Regions from separate parts of the Homo sapiens genome. Here all the other regions are linked to region 4. A link is a contact called in ENCODE Hi-C or POLR2A ChIA-PET data. All regions are on one chromosome and are shown on one strand. Each heading gives the region's core, a stretch centred on a gene start or an enhancer-like site at or near the end of the contact. The rest is flanking DNA. Distances are from core to core; before and after follow the strand shown.

Evidence for each region. A loop is a pair of places that touch in the nucleus more often than their neighbours do. ChIA-PET counts read pairs that join two places held with the same protein, here RNA polymerase II (POLR2A). Pooled maps may share reads with other maps.
Region 1: a loop to region 4 is called in a pooled map, with 4 times the contacts of the local background. The contact joins the enhancer-like site here to the promoter of PLCL2 in region 4. A Hi-C loop is called at or near these places in 4 of 37 single-sample maps with no recorded cell type and 4 of 50 pooled maps.
Region 2: a map of CD4-positive, alpha-beta T cell shows a loop between it and region 4 (2.5-fold over the local background). The contact joins the enhancer-like site here to the promoter of PLCL2 in region 4. A Hi-C loop is called at or near these places in 5 of 168 maps with a recorded cell type or tissue (CD4-positive, alpha-beta T cell, CD8-positive, alpha-beta T cell, GM12878 and 2 more), 2 of 37 single-sample maps with no recorded cell type and 13 of 50 pooled maps. POLR2A ChIA-PET finds 5 or more read pairs at or near these places in 1 of 52 experiments (activated naive CD4-positive, alpha-beta T cell).
Region 3: a map of CD8-positive, alpha-beta T cell shows a loop between it and region 4 (2.3-fold over the local background). The contact joins the enhancer-like site here to the promoter of PLCL2 in region 4. A Hi-C loop is called at or near these places in 3 of 168 maps with a recorded cell type or tissue (CD8-positive, alpha-beta T cell, naive thymus-derived CD4-positive, alpha-beta T cell and natural killer cell), 1 of 37 single-sample maps with no recorded cell type and 9 of 50 pooled maps. POLR2A ChIA-PET finds 5 or more read pairs at or near these places in 1 of 52 experiments (T-cell).

What each region holds. Positions count from the first base shown.
Region 1 is chr3:17,397,365-17,400,951 of GRCh38, forward strand. The region is part of intron 8 of TBC1D5 (TBC1 domain family member 5); the gene reads right to left. Among named protein-coding and RNA genes, the nearest start is that of TBC1D5, 340 kb to the right of the region's middle. Within about 2 kb of position 1,812, at least 3 of the 41 ENCODE cell types and tissues checked have a DNase peak (open chromatin) inside an H3K27ac peak, as active enhancers do.
Region 2 is chr3:16,289,329-16,292,760 of GRCh38, forward strand. All of the region lies in intron 5 of OXNAD1 (oxidoreductase NAD binding domain containing 1), which reads left to right. Among named protein-coding and RNA genes, the nearest start is that of OXNAD1, 26 kb to the left of the region's middle. Within about 2 kb of position 1,468, at least 7 of the 41 ENCODE cell types and tissues checked have a DNase peak (open chromatin) inside an H3K27ac peak, as active enhancers do; they include CD4-positive, alpha-beta T cell, CD8-positive, alpha-beta T cell, GM12878 and 1 more, where a contact is called at or near this core.
Region 3 is chr3:16,310,806-16,314,327 of GRCh38, forward strand. It overlaps a transcript of OXNAD1 not described here. Among named protein-coding and RNA genes, the nearest start is that of OXNAD1, 47 kb to the left of the region's middle. Within about 2 kb of position 1,251, at least 12 of the 41 ENCODE cell types and tissues checked have a DNase peak (open chromatin) inside an H3K27ac peak, as active enhancers do; they include CD8-positive, alpha-beta T cell and natural killer cell, where a contact is called at or near this core.
Region 4 is chr3:16,883,156-16,886,490 of GRCh38, forward strand. It overlaps PLCL2 (phospholipase C like 2), which reads left to right and starts at 1,800. Exons shown (of 6, transcript NM_001144382.2): 1 at 1,800-2,211. The coding sequence starts at 1,885. LOC105376972 (a long non-coding RNA gene) reads right to left here and starts at 1,187. Exons shown (of 3, transcript XR_002959616.2): 1 at 690-1,187; 2 at 251-415; 3 at 1-109. RefSeq lists enhancers at 1-652, 1,655-2,150, 2,151-2,650 and silencers at 953-1,622, 1,833-2,162.

The DNA of each region.
Region 1 (3,587 bases), core at 562-3,061, 510 kb after region 4:
TAAGATGAGAAAGTTACTTTTTTTTAAGACAGGATCTCACTCTTTTACCCAGGCTGGAGTGCACTGGCATGACCACAGCTTACTGCAGTCTCAACCTCCTGGGATCAAGAGATCCCCCAACTGCAGCCTGCCAAGTAGATGGGACTACAGGTGTGTGCCACCATGTCTGGCTAATGGCTAATTTCTGTGTTTTCTGTGGAGACGGTTTTGCCATGTTGCCCAGGCTGGTCTCAAATTCCTGGGCTCAAGTGATCCTCCTGCCTTGGCCTCCCAGAGTGCTGGGATTGAAGGCATGAGCCAACACACCTGGCCCAAGAAAGCTGCATCTTTAAAAACTCACCATGGAGATACAAGTAAGAAAAAGAATAATTAAATTATGAATGAGCTACCTAAAATGTTAACTACAATAACTAGAAATACAAAAGATCAAATATTGAAGATGATAACAGCATATCAATAGGCAATCAGATAAACTTTTAAATATGGTCAAAGTTACAATTATAAAAGTCAGTTAAAGAAATTTAATCATTTAATTCAAGAGAGGGAAAACACATTTGAAGAAAAGATGAGACTATTTGGCAATAGCTTATAAATATGTTAATCTGCAAATGATGTTATAGATGCTGCATATATATTTTTAGAATAGACCTTGATAGACCAAATAACATACTTCTTTGGCATCTAATATGGAAATGATATTTTATCGTGAACTCACTATTTCCACCATTTTAAATAATACTGAATTTCTTTTAATGTTACAGCTTTTGAAACATGGCAACATTTGTTCAGAATAGACAATTCAAGTTCTAAATTAGAATGCTGTAAATGGAAATTCCTTGATTTACCTTTTGATTATCAGTTTTTTCAGTAATAAAAATGGGAATAGTAACAACCTCATTAGGTTAAGATAAAGAACAATTAATTGAAATGATTGCAAAACGCTTTGAGGCAAAAAAGGGTGACATAAAGGAATATTAAAATTGGCTGAAGAGGAAGATAATATTTAATACAGTGACGTATCCAGATCAAATAAATTAAATAATGATGGCAGAATCACAGCTCATGAAATCAAATTATCTTGTTTAAACTCATACTAGAAAGTTGATAATATTATTTTTTGAAGTGTGCTTATGTCTGTGAAAATTTAAAGATGTTTGAGATAATTACTAAAATTGAACAACACTGATCATCAGTGATAAGATTCACAATCAATGATCATTTATTAAGCATCAACTTGGTGATAACCAGTGAGACAAAAACAAGACTAGGTCCATGCCTTCAAAGGGTTTACTACTAGGTTTGAAAGGTAAGATCTGGGCTAACACAAGAGCTCTTGTACATACTGCTTCTCTTAATGACACCAATAATCCTGCATTGTAATTTTTTTTTCCTGTTTTCTCTGTAAGCTTCTTAAGGGTCCATATCACATTTATCTTGGCATCTCTAGTGCCTGGTACACTAAGGAGATCAATATAAATGTATTGAATACACTGACAGATGGACCTAAATAAATAAAAGACCAAACAAAATTAAATAATATTAAAAAGTTATTAAGAAAATTCTATAGAACACAGACTAGGCACAAATGATTTCCAATTGCCAAGACTGGAAAATGTTTCATAAACTTGGGTGATGAACTCAGGCCTTGAATGGTTAGCTGTTAGGAATCTAACAGGAAGCAGAGGGAAGCAGCATTCCAGCAGAGGAGAGCATGAAAGATTCCAAAACATTGAAAATGGAAAGCACAAAACCTGTTCATTGAATAATGCCAGAAGCACTTGTCTAAAAGGGAACTGGGTATGTATTAGAGAAACTGAGTAAGTCCATTCTTCTTCAGGGCACAGGGAGTCATAGAAAGTTCTGGATTAGGCAAATAGAGTGATTATAAATCTGCTTTGAGTAGAGTGATTAGGCTGTTAACACATGGAATGGACTGGAAGTGGAAAAACACTAGATCCCAAGAAAACAATTAAACAAGTAAGTGACTGTGGGCAGGAGGTAAAAAGGATCTGAAACAGAGCAGTAAAAACGGAACAGAAACTTATGAATGTGAGAAAACTACACATAATGATCCCCTAATTTGTATTTTGAAACATAAAATACATATCCCCAACCCATCTACCTACTCCTGTCTTTATTACTACATTTTTAGTCTAATAAATCGCTAACATTACCTAACTTGAAATACTCCAATAGACTCCTAGTTGCTTTTCCAGCTTCCATTCTTACATCCACCTTTGCCCCACTGCACAGCAGCCATAATTATCTTTGTAGGTATCATGCCACTGCTCAATGTCCTCCAAAAGCTTCCTATTGCAATCAGAATAAATCTTTACTTTTTACTGTGGTCTACAAGACTGTCCTGGCCTTTGCTCTCCTCTCAGATTTCCTTCTCTAAAGCACTTGCTCTAGCCGAACTGACTTCTTTTTGCTCCTCTAAACACTGAGCTCATTTTCATTGAGAAACTAACCTTGCCCTAGCTACTCCCTCTGTCTACATGTTCTTGCCCTAGTTCTTCAGATGTCTGGCCTTTAAATTTTTTCACATCTCAGCTCAAATGTCATCTTCTCAAAGATGTCTTCTCCAATCACTATTCCTAAAGTAGCCATCCCACTGGCTACTCTCCTTCTAGCTATCTAGTTACTCTGCCTTATTTCTTCAGAAAAATGATCACCCTCTGTAATTATTCTCTTTATCTATACATGCTTACTGTCTCACCACTCTCCCCGACACCACACTAAAATATACAACCTGTGATGGCAGCATCCTATCTGTGTTATTCACCACTCCACTCTGTCCCCCACAGTGCAAAGGGCAATTATGGAACATAGCGATGCTCCATAAATATACATTTTTTCAAAAATTCTTATCACAAAGCTAGAAAACAAGTAACACTTTATAACCTTATCTGGGCTGTACTTCTTTTATATTATTAGGAAATTCCTCATAGACTGAAATGAAAATCATATATTTTAGATCATATAGTACCTTATAAAGATGTAAACTAAATTTATACAAGCTATTCAGCTTTTACAATTAAATAATTTGGTGGACTTAAAATAAGACTAACCGCCTTACCTCACAAGCTAAGTATTTGCCAGAAAATTTATATAGAAATGACAAGGAGACTTAATCTAAATGTGGAGAGAGCCATGGGAGAGTCTTCAAGAGAATAAGATATGGAACCCTCCTGTGATGGTTAATATTGAGTGTCAACTTGATTGGACTGAGGGATGCAAAGTATTGTTCCTGGGTGTGTCTGTGAGGGTGTTGCCAAAGGAGATTAAAATTTGAGTCAGTGGACTCAGAGAGGCAGCCCCATCCTCACTCTGGATGGGCACCATCTAATCAGCTGCCAGTGTGGCTAGAATAAAGCAGGCAGAAGAAGGTGGAAAGAGCAGGCTTGCTGAATCTTCCAGCCTTCATCTTTCTCCCACGGTGGATGCTTCCTGCCCTCGAACATCAGACTCCAAGTTCTTCAGGTTTTGGACTCTTGGACTTACACCAGCAGTTTGCCAGGGGCTCTTGGGGCCTTCAGCCATAGACTGAAGGCTGCACTGTCGGCTTCCCTACTTTTAAGGTGTTG
Region 2 (3,432 bases), core at 218-2,717, 590 kb before region 4:
ATGCCCCAGTCAGTACTCAATCCACACTTGGCTGGGTATAGCTTGCCTCCTGAGGGGAAGTAAGGCCAAAGCATTTTCACAGAGTGGAGGGAATTCCTGGTCCTAGTGTGTCTGACTTTCTACAAGATAACATAAGTTTAGATGCTAGAAAGCAACTTTGAGCCCTGCTGAGAGAAAGAGGACACCAAGAAGAAACACTGGAGGAGCAAGATTAGAGAAATAAGACTTTATACCTACCCTTGAGCAGGGCTGCCACACTGTAGATAGATAATATCCTTGCAACCTACACAAGCATGTGTGGCAGCCCTGATTCTCACAGGACTGCACATAACATAGCACTGTATTCCTTGGCATCTTTTTCAAACTGTGTCCTCCCCCATTACTCATCTGGTAAGCATTGTGTGTCTTTTAAGACTGTTTAAAGGGCATCTCTTCTGTGAAGTCTTTCTTAATTCCTGTACTCCTGGTAGAATTGACTCCTCCTTCCTCTGCCTTGCCTCGCTACGCTAAGCAGATTTTATCATTGCCCATTTAATTGTATGTATTTGTTAATTTTCCTCCTCTTAGAGTGGGTTCATTGAGGGCAGCAACTAAGACATATGTGCATCTTTGTACCTCCAGCAAGTACCACAGTGCCTGTATATGGTAGGCAGGTGCTCTCTTAGATGTTTGCATTAAGTGAATGAGTGAGGGGCTCTGAGAACTGTAGGCAAGGACTAAAGAGTTCTGGGATCTCATAGTATAGCTGCTGTGTGCTTGGCACTGGGGCTCCCTTTGTGGACAGGACCTGGCTGCCTGGTGTGTCATGGTTGGATGTGGACATCCACTGCTTCACCGCGCACCTAGGCTCCTTCTGCATACACTCACTCATTGGGTATATAGTAAGGGCTTTAACTCATGGCTCCAAGAGTGCTCATCCTGCAAAGGACATTTTTAAAGGTGTGTGTTTAAGGTATAATTCTTTCTTGGACAGATGTTTTATGAAATATGTATTGTGCATATTTTCTTAAATCCATTCAGATGAAGTTTTTATGTAACTTAAATTCTTCTGTATTTTTTAATGAAGGAGTCCTTTTTTTCCAAAGGTAGCTTTCCAGAGTTACTAGAGAAGAGGGTTGGTTCCCTTTCATTCAACTGAGAGAATGGCCTTCATCAGCATTGAGCAGCAGAGGGCACTGTAGTTCAGGAGATGAAGCAGCAAAAGTAGCTTATTAATGTATTTATTTTTTAAACATGGAAATAATGGAGATTTTTGTATACCTCCTCTGTGATAGCATATAGCAACTGTGTTAACAAATGCTAACGATAGTCTTTTAAATTTTTATCTTGTCAGAAATGAAAAGAAAGTTAAAGTACTCATGGAAAAGAGTCAAGTGAAAATAGGTTAAAGTTGGCCAAAGACCTTTTCTGGAGCACTTCCAATCCAGAACTGGTTTTTAAACACTTATAATAAATGACTGGAAATGTAAGGCCATAGACTGCAGGAGAATATTTTTTTAAGGTCATAGATCAGATTAGAGAACATCTTTTGCTTTTCTTTTAGGCCTGTATGTAGGTAAGCAACTGGGGAAGGATGATACTTTTTGCTCTTGTGATGGCTGTGAAACACCTAGATTGGATGTTTATGTTTCCCAGATATGGGGATGAGAATTTTTTGTGGTTCTGTGTTCCAATACATTTTTCTTGGTATGTGACTAGGTTTATTGCATTTCCTAGAATCCTCACCAAAAAAGGGTTTCTGTGGCATAGAATTATTGAAAGCTTGAAACCCAGGAGTTCTAGACTACAGGATGTGGTTAGAAGAAAAGAAGGAAACGTTAAGACTTGTGTAACTCAGAGGCCATATCGGCCTATTAAGTCTGTCAAATACTAGTGGGAGAGTTTTTGTTGCTTTTCTTGACCCTTTTTTCATACTTTTTAAAACTTAAAAAGACTGTTATGTTGAGATATATTCATATAAAATTCAAACATTTAAAGTGTACAATTCAGAGGTTTTAGTATATTAACAGAGTTGTGCAGCTATCAGCACAATCACATTTAGAACATTTTTATCCCAGAAAGAAACTCTGTAATGATTCTTATTCATTCCCTATCCTCCTGCCCGGCTTAGATGACCACTAATCTATTTTGTCTCTATGGATTTGTCTCTTATAGACATTTTATACCAGCAGAATCATACAATACAGTGTGTGGTCTTTTTGTGATTGGCTTCTTTCACTTAACATGATTTCAGGGTTCATCTATGTTGTAGCCTGTATCAGTACTTCATTCCATTGTATGGATATGCCACATTTTGTTTATATCTTCATTAGCTGATGGACATTTACATTGTTTCCACTTTGGGGCTATTGTGAATAATGCTGCCATGAACATTCATGTACAAGTTTTTGAGTGAACATACAGTTTCACCTGTCTTAGGTCTAAACCTAGGCATGGAATTGTTGGGTCATATGCTAACTAACTAACATTTTCAGGCACTATTAAATTGTTTTCTAGAGTGGCTGTGCCATTTTACATTCCCACCAGCAATGTATAAATGTTCCAATTTCTCCAGACCCTAACACTATTGTTTGTCTCTTTGATTATAGCCATCCACGTGGGTGTGAACTGCCAGCTCATTATGATTTTGACTTACATTGCCCTAATGACTATTGATGTTGAACATCTCTTCATGTGCTTATTAGCCATTTATATGTCTTCTTTGAAGAAATATTAATTTAAAGTATTTTGTCAGTTTTTTATTTGGTTGTCTCTTTATTACTGAGTTGTAAGAGTTCTTTATATAATCTGAATACAAGAACCTTAATATTAATAGATATATTATTTAAAAATATTTTTCCCATTATGTAGATTGTCTTCTTAACTTTTTTTTTTTTTTTTTGAAATGGAGTCTCACTCTGTCGCCCAGGCTGGAGCGCAGTGGCACGATCTCGATTCAGTGCTACCTCTGCTCCTGGGTTCGAGTGATTCTCCTACCTCAGCCTCCCAAGTAGCTGGGACTACAGGTGCATCTGCCACCATGCCCAGCTAATTTTTTTATTTTTAGTAGATACGGGGTTTTACCATGTTGGCCAAGCTGGTCTCGAACTCCTGACCTCAGGTGATCCACCCACCTCGGCCTCCCAAAGTGCTGGGATTTGTATAGGCATGAGCCACTGTGCCTGGCCCTGACTTTCTTGATGATAACATTTGTAGCACAGAGTTTTAAATTTTGATGAAATCTGTTTCTCTATTTTTTTTCCAACCCTTTTGGTTTGGGGTCATATCTAAGAAGCCATTGCCATGAAGTCTTACTCCTGTGTTTTATTCTAAGAGTTTATAATTTTAGCTCTTACATTTAAGTTTCTGCTCTGTTTTGACTTAATTTTTGTATATGTTGTGAAATAGGGGTCCAAATTCATTCTTTGTATGTGGTTATTCAGTTCTCCCAGT
Region 3 (3,522 bases), core at 1-2,500, 570 kb before region 4:
ATGGAGAAACACTGTCTTTACTAATAATGTAAAAATTAGCCGGGCGTGGTGGTGCATGCCTGTAATCCCAGCTACTCGGCAGGCTGAGGCAAGAGAATTGCTTGAACCTGGGAGGTGGAGGTTGTGGTGAGCCGAAATTGTGCCATTGCACTCCAGCCTGGGCAACAAGAGCGAAACTCAGTCTCCAAAAAAAAAAAAAAAAAAAAAAATCATCTGGGAGAATTCCCACTCTGCCCGTCAGAACCAAGACAGTTGGTTCCCTTTGTACTCCCACATGCATACCATGGCACCTCCCCAAGAGCTGCTGCTTTCTGTTGCCACACAACTCCCTCCCTCCCTCCCAAAAAGAAAGATGTAGTTCTTTGGGTCTTTTTTTAAAAATATTATATATTTTATATATTTTTTTCAAACGGAGTCTTGCTCTGTCACCTAGGCTGGAGTGCAGTGGCATGATCTCAGCTCACTGCAACTATCTGCCTCCCGGGTTCAAGTGATTGTCCTGCCTCAGCTTCCCGAGTAGCTGGGGATTACAGGCACATGCCACCACGCCTAATTTTTGTATTTTTAATAGAGACAGGGTTTCACCATGTTGGCCAGGCTGGTCTTGAACTCTTGACCTGGCCTCTTTGGGTGTTAAGAAAGGTATAAAGACTTCACTTTTAGTGACTTTGTCTAATGTTGAATGTGTCAAACTCTGAAAACTAATCCATGCAAGAGGTTCTGGAAAAGTTCCAGGCAATATCACTGGAGTATTTATTACTCTGAGGAAATGCCTTTGATAAGGACAGGGTTGGTAGCTTCAATACCTCCCTCATTCCCCAATCATTTGCAAAATCCAGTCACTTTTGCTTCTGAATAACTCTCAAATCTATCCCCTTCTTTGCTAAGATTCAAGCCAGCAGCCCCCACCTAGACTAAAGCACTAGCCTCTGCAGCATCTCTGGGATCCCTGCATTTTCCTCATTCAGCAGCCAGAAAGACGTTTTAAAAAAATGCAAATCTGATGTCATCAGTGGCCTCCTATTAAGCCTTACAACAAGGACCAGAATCCTTACCATGGTTCACGAGGCCCTTCTGCATTGCTGTCTTCTCAGCACCTAGCACAGTTGTGTAGGAATTTTAAAATGTGTATCTGTTTAACAAATCATTTGATCCCCTCATCCCCACATAAATGCACAGGTCTCTCCCGTAGCCTGGCTTCCTCTGCTGGAGGGACATGCCGCTGTTGTGCAAGGGCTGGGGAAGCAAGCACCAGCCAGGTTCAGAGAGCCATTCATCTGCAGCCAGGGTTCATTTTCTTAGTCTAGCCACTGAAACGATTGTTATCAACAGGAACCTGTGGTGAACATCACTTTGCTTCCTTCTCTGGCAACAGCTGCCTCAGAAACCTAGCCAAAGGCTCATTGGGTCTTGTCCTTAGATCTCATGTCCACACACTTCCCTGTTCAAAACTCTAGGAGCCAGGTACAGGAAACCCAGCCTCTCCTGGGAAGCTGCATCAGTGGTTTTGGCGGGTCATAGTGCAGGCAGAGCACTAATCACCAGGGGCCCACCCTGCACTACTCACGCAGTTGGCCTCCAGCACTTCCAGCAGGGCTCTTGGAAACAAGATCTGTGGCAACAACTGGGAGTCAGTGCCGAGCTTCTCCTGGCCACACACACCAGTCATCCTCACCCTTCCCGTCTTGCCAGTCCTTTCAGGACTTGATCTTCAATCTTAGGCTGCTGTGAGCCCTAGCAGGACAGAGCCCAGACTGTGTGCTCCCTGCAGCACAGTGCCCCTATGCCAGCTAGGAGCTCAGCTAGAGTGGGTTGCACGAGTCGTGAGTTTGGGGTCAACCTATTCCTACTAATAAGCACTGTCTACACCTGAGAGCTATTCCTGAACGATTTTGTGGTTTAGAGAGGGCCATGATGAATATGTTTAGAGTACTGATAAAATGTGCTTCATAAGAAATAAATTAGAATACCTCCTGCTAATGTTTTTGGAAGCTGCTCCCATCAAGCATCAGCAACTCTAGTGAAGCATGGTCAACCTGGAGATCTGAAAAAATCTGACAGGCATTTGACTAATGTTTACCTTTTTGTTACTTATAAACCATTGATAAATAATTTAAGACTTTATAAATATTATTACAGTATTTCTGTTAAGATGGGATATACTACGCTTCAGTAGCCAATAAATCTCAAAATCTCAGTGGCTCACCTTAGCAAAGGTTTATTTAACGCCCATGTCAAGATCCATCTTTTTTTTTTTTTTGACAGGGTCTTGTTCTATTGTCCAGGCTGGAGTGCAGTGGTGTGCCCACAGCTCACTGCACCCTCGACCTCCTGGGCTCAAGCAATTCTCTCACTTTAGCCTCCCAAGTAGCTGGTACATGTACCACCACACCCAGCGGATTTTTTTTTTTTTTTTTTGCAGAGGCAAGTTCTTGCTATGTTGCCCAGGCTGGTCTCGAACTCCTGAGCTCAAGCGATCCTTCTGTCTCAGCCTCCCAAAGTGCTGGGACTATAGGCGTGAGCCACCACACCCAGCCTCATGGTCCATCTTGAACTGTGCTGAGGGTGTTGGAGATGATGGGCTGGGAGTCCCTGAAGCTTTTATCAGACCTGCTCCTGTCTCATTGCCAGAACCAGTCTCATGGCCCCAAACTGCAAGAGAAGCTGGGGAGTAGAGGATATACTTCCATGGATATTGGGTGGGCACTAACAGTATCTGCCACATTGATTACCTATCAGCATGTGATTAACTGCTACCCACAGAGTACTTACCATGGACCAAGCACTTTATTCACATCTTATTAATCCTCACAAAAATCCAAAGAGGTGGGTGCCATTTCACCCCATTTCACACTTGAGGCGATTGATGCTCAGAGCTGTGAAGAAACTGAGGAGGTTACACATGTAGACTGGGTCTAGTTAGCATCCTCACCAGCTCTGTCTGATTCCAAAGCCCAGCTGGGCTTTTCCACTACACCAAGCCCAAAACAGTGTTACTACTTCATTAACATAGATTTCCTCAGGCTTTCCATGTGTCAGTATTTTGACCTTGTGGCTATATGCACTTCAGAGCAATGCACCTGCCTTTCTTTAAGCAGATTAGATAAGAATTCTTCTTCCTCCCATCATTGCCCTGCCAGTGGTGCTAAACTTCACCCACTACCCTCTCCTGAGCCTCTGCAGGTGAAGTAGTTGAAAACAGCTTCCCAGTGAAAGAATCTGGATTCAGCCACAACATCGTAGGAATGCCACATTTCAATCACCTGATAACCACCTGATCACAGTGGGTTTGCAGGACTCCCCTGCAAACCCACTGTGACAGCTGCAGCCTCACAGACTTAACTGCCAAGTGCACAAGCTTCCTCATGCCAAACCCTGTATGTCTTTGTGGCTTTTACTGTCCGTGGGACCTGGTCAGTGCAAATGATGGCTTTTTACCCTATTGGCAATCACAGGGAACTTAACATTTCCTTCAGAAATGCCTCCACTTGAAATGTACATGCAGGATGTTGAGAATGGATT
Region 4 (3,335 bases), core at 550-3,049:
GGCTCCTTGGCAGTCTGTTACAACACCACGCTAATGAAAGCCAGGTCTTTAAGTTCACCCCGCCTCTGGACTATTAGTTTCTCCTTTGCGCCCTGCGGGGACTGCATTCCTGGAAATGAAAGCACACGAGTTGGGGAAGGGCTGGGGTGCCAGAGAGGGTAGGAAGCTGGAGCCCACGGAGCCTGGGATGGAGAGGTGGGTGGGCCCAGGCCTGGGGCGTGGGGTGGCGGTGGAAGGTCTGGGGTCTCACCCTTCGGAGTTTTGAGTCTTGTCTGGCTCCAGGGAGGGAGATCCAGGGGAGATATTTACGAACGGAAGCCACACGATCAGCTTGGACTTTTAGGCCAGTCACTCCGCCTTAAGTGGGTGCGTGAGAACCAGAAGAGGGACTGGCTGTAGCGCTGCAAGTGAGATCCTGTCCCAAAAGATGAGCCTGACTTAGGCTGGGCCCCGCAGGCCGGCAGGGCCAGCCGGCATCCCTGGTAGGGGAATCGGGAAGGTCTCAATGATAAATCTGTGTGTGGAGACTCAGAGGGCACGAAATAGGCTCTGCTGATGTCCTCTGCCCCTCATAGCCTGCCAGCCACCCCAGCCTTCACCCCTGCCTCAGCATCCTTCCAACTAGTTGAATCAATCAGGAGCCCAAGGGAAAGGAATTGGTCCCAGTGTATGAAATGAGTCTGACCTACTGGGGAAGTCAGAGAGGAGTGTCCCGAACTGGGTGGGAAGGAAACGAGTTCCGTGCGCGGGGCTGGGGCAGGAGTGAGGCGCAGCGGCCGAGATCCTGAGCCCCGGGACCCTTGTTCCGGGCCCCGAGGCCTACTTGGTAGTTGCCCCTCGGGGTTCCGGGTGGGTGACTGACAGTTGCAGCAGCTCTGGGGAGGCGAAGGATAGGCAATGACTTGGGGCTCCCGTCCACTCGGCTTTGAGGTCCCCGCGGCCCGATGACCCGGCCTCGGTGACAGCAGCCGCGACGGCGGCAATCTCGACAGGGAGCTAGGCGGCTCATGGTGGGTCAGGGGGCGACCGAGGAGGGACCACGCGGCCTGTAGGGGGCAGCGCCGAGCTCGGGAGGAGACAGCAGCCGGCGGGTGGGGTGGGTCTGGGCTGCCCCCTCCGGGAGCTGCCCCGGGGCCGCACGGCGATTGTCATACCCGGCCGCCCCTGCCCGCCGTGGGCTTCCTCTCGGCGCCGCGGGCCTTAACGGGGCTCTGAGGGGACGTGACAGAGCTCGGCACGCGGCAGCCTCTGGGGAGTTAGGGTCCGGAGAGACCCACGCGTCGCCCCCCGCCCGCCCGGGGCCGGGAGATCCTCGGGAGCCGCCTCCGCGTGTCCAGAGAGTGTCGGGGCGGCCGCCACTTCCCCTCGCCCTTCGCCGGAGGTGGGCGCCTTTTCCTGCGTGGCGGGTGCTCCGACCCCAGTTGCTCTGAGCCCCGGGGAAGCGCGCCCCGAGCCCCTGACGTGGGCGCCCCGTTACCTCGGGGTGGGTGCCTGGGGCCCCTGAGGTGGGCGCGGGTTGCCCCGGGGTGGGCGCCCGGCCCGCGCGGGTTATTTTTGGCGCCCGCAGAGGCGCGTGTGTTGGGGCGTGTTTTCCTTCCCCAGGTGCCGAGAGCCGGGGCTCCGCCGGCGCCGGAGCTGACTCGTCTCTCTCTTCTTTCCCCTGCAGGAATCTTCCGATAATTCTGCCGCCGCGACTTTAACCGTGCGCAAGGCGAGAGCTCGAAACAAACATCACATCTAAATTAAAAAAAAAAAAAAGCGGAAGAAGCGGCCGAGGCGGCGGCGGGAGGAGAGGAGGAGGGGCCGCGCGCGGCGGCCCGAGGCGGCGGCGGGGACGCGGGGACGCGAGGACGCGGCTTTGTGCAGGCGGGTCGCGGGGCGCCCATGGCGGAGTGCGGCCGGGGGGGCGCCGCCGGCGGGGCCCTGCCCACCTCCCCGGGCCCGGCCCTCGGCGCCAAGGGCGCCCTGAAAGCCGGAGTGGGGGAAGGCGGTGGCGGGGGAGGTCGCCTCGGCCACGGGCGGGCGCGCTATGACAGCGGCGGGGTTTCCAACGGAGACTGCAGCCTCGGCGTGTCCGGGGACGAAGCCCGGGCTAGCCCTACCAGGGGACCCCGCGGCGTTGCGCTCGCCCCGACCCCCAGCGCGGTCGTCTGTACCCTCCCCCGGGAGAGCAAGCCGGGCGGCCTGCCCCGCCGGAGCAGCATCATCAAGGTAGGTGGGAGAAGGGCGCTCATCGCCCACCCTCAGCCGTCCTTGGATTCTATTTTCTCCCTGGGGGAGTGGTGGTGGAAGGAGGAAGCCCACTGCTAACAGGAACCACTGGAGCATGGGTGCTTGGGGTGGTTGAGCGGGGATTGGATGCAAATGGCATGTGGAAAGAATGGAGAGGTGATCCCTAATGTGCAGGGGGAGCTGTGCTCAGACATCCTCAGTTGAACTTGGGGCTGTCACCTCTTCCAGGATTGGTCTGGCATTAGGGCCTTGTACCTGCCGGGGTAGGGCATACTCTTATGTGTAGCCTAGTCTGGTTAACAGACTCCCTGTAAGATTTCTATTGTATCTTAAACACAGATAGGGATTATGTGAAATGTGAGAACATTTTCTTAAAAATCCCAGGCGGCGAACAGAGGGTGAACAGAGATTATTTAATAGGGTTCTTCTGATCCGTATACAGTTAGTTGGCTCTTACAAATGTTTACACTTCGAGGGTGCAAAATCTCCTAATATCCGGTCACTCAGTCACAAAGAAAAATAGAGTAGATTTCTGAACATAAATGCAGATTTCCGCTTTCTTAGGCTCAAAAGCTCAGAGATTACAGTTCCACACGATTTAATCTTTTTCCTTGCTGCAGTAGGCAGGCCTCGAGTACTGTGGAAGTTCTTTTGGGCAGTTTGCTTGGTTTTGCTTGCACAGTGTTAGCGGAAGAAAGCCAGCGATTGTTTTGAGCATTTTAAACTCAAGAAGTAATATTAGGAACTCCCGAGTTTGTGTTAGTTTCATTCTAATGTTACATTTTGGTTCGCAATGTAAAAATATTTTTCATGACATGAAGTGCAAAAAAAAATAGTTGATGAGCTAAGAAGAGCAGAGCCTTAGGCAAGACCAGCTCATTCGGCTCGCTCAAGTTTGGAGCAAATGAAAACATTGCTTTCTGAAAATCAAGGAGTTATCAGGACAGGGAGCAGCAAAGCAAATTGACAGGCTGCACCCACCCTTCCTGTGGCTGATAACTGGTGGGAGGGCAGAACGTGCCACAGTAAAGAGAGTTGGCAGTGGTGGTATCTGAAATTTTATTGGACCTACAGAAATCTTCCAAGTACTGTGAAAATGTCTG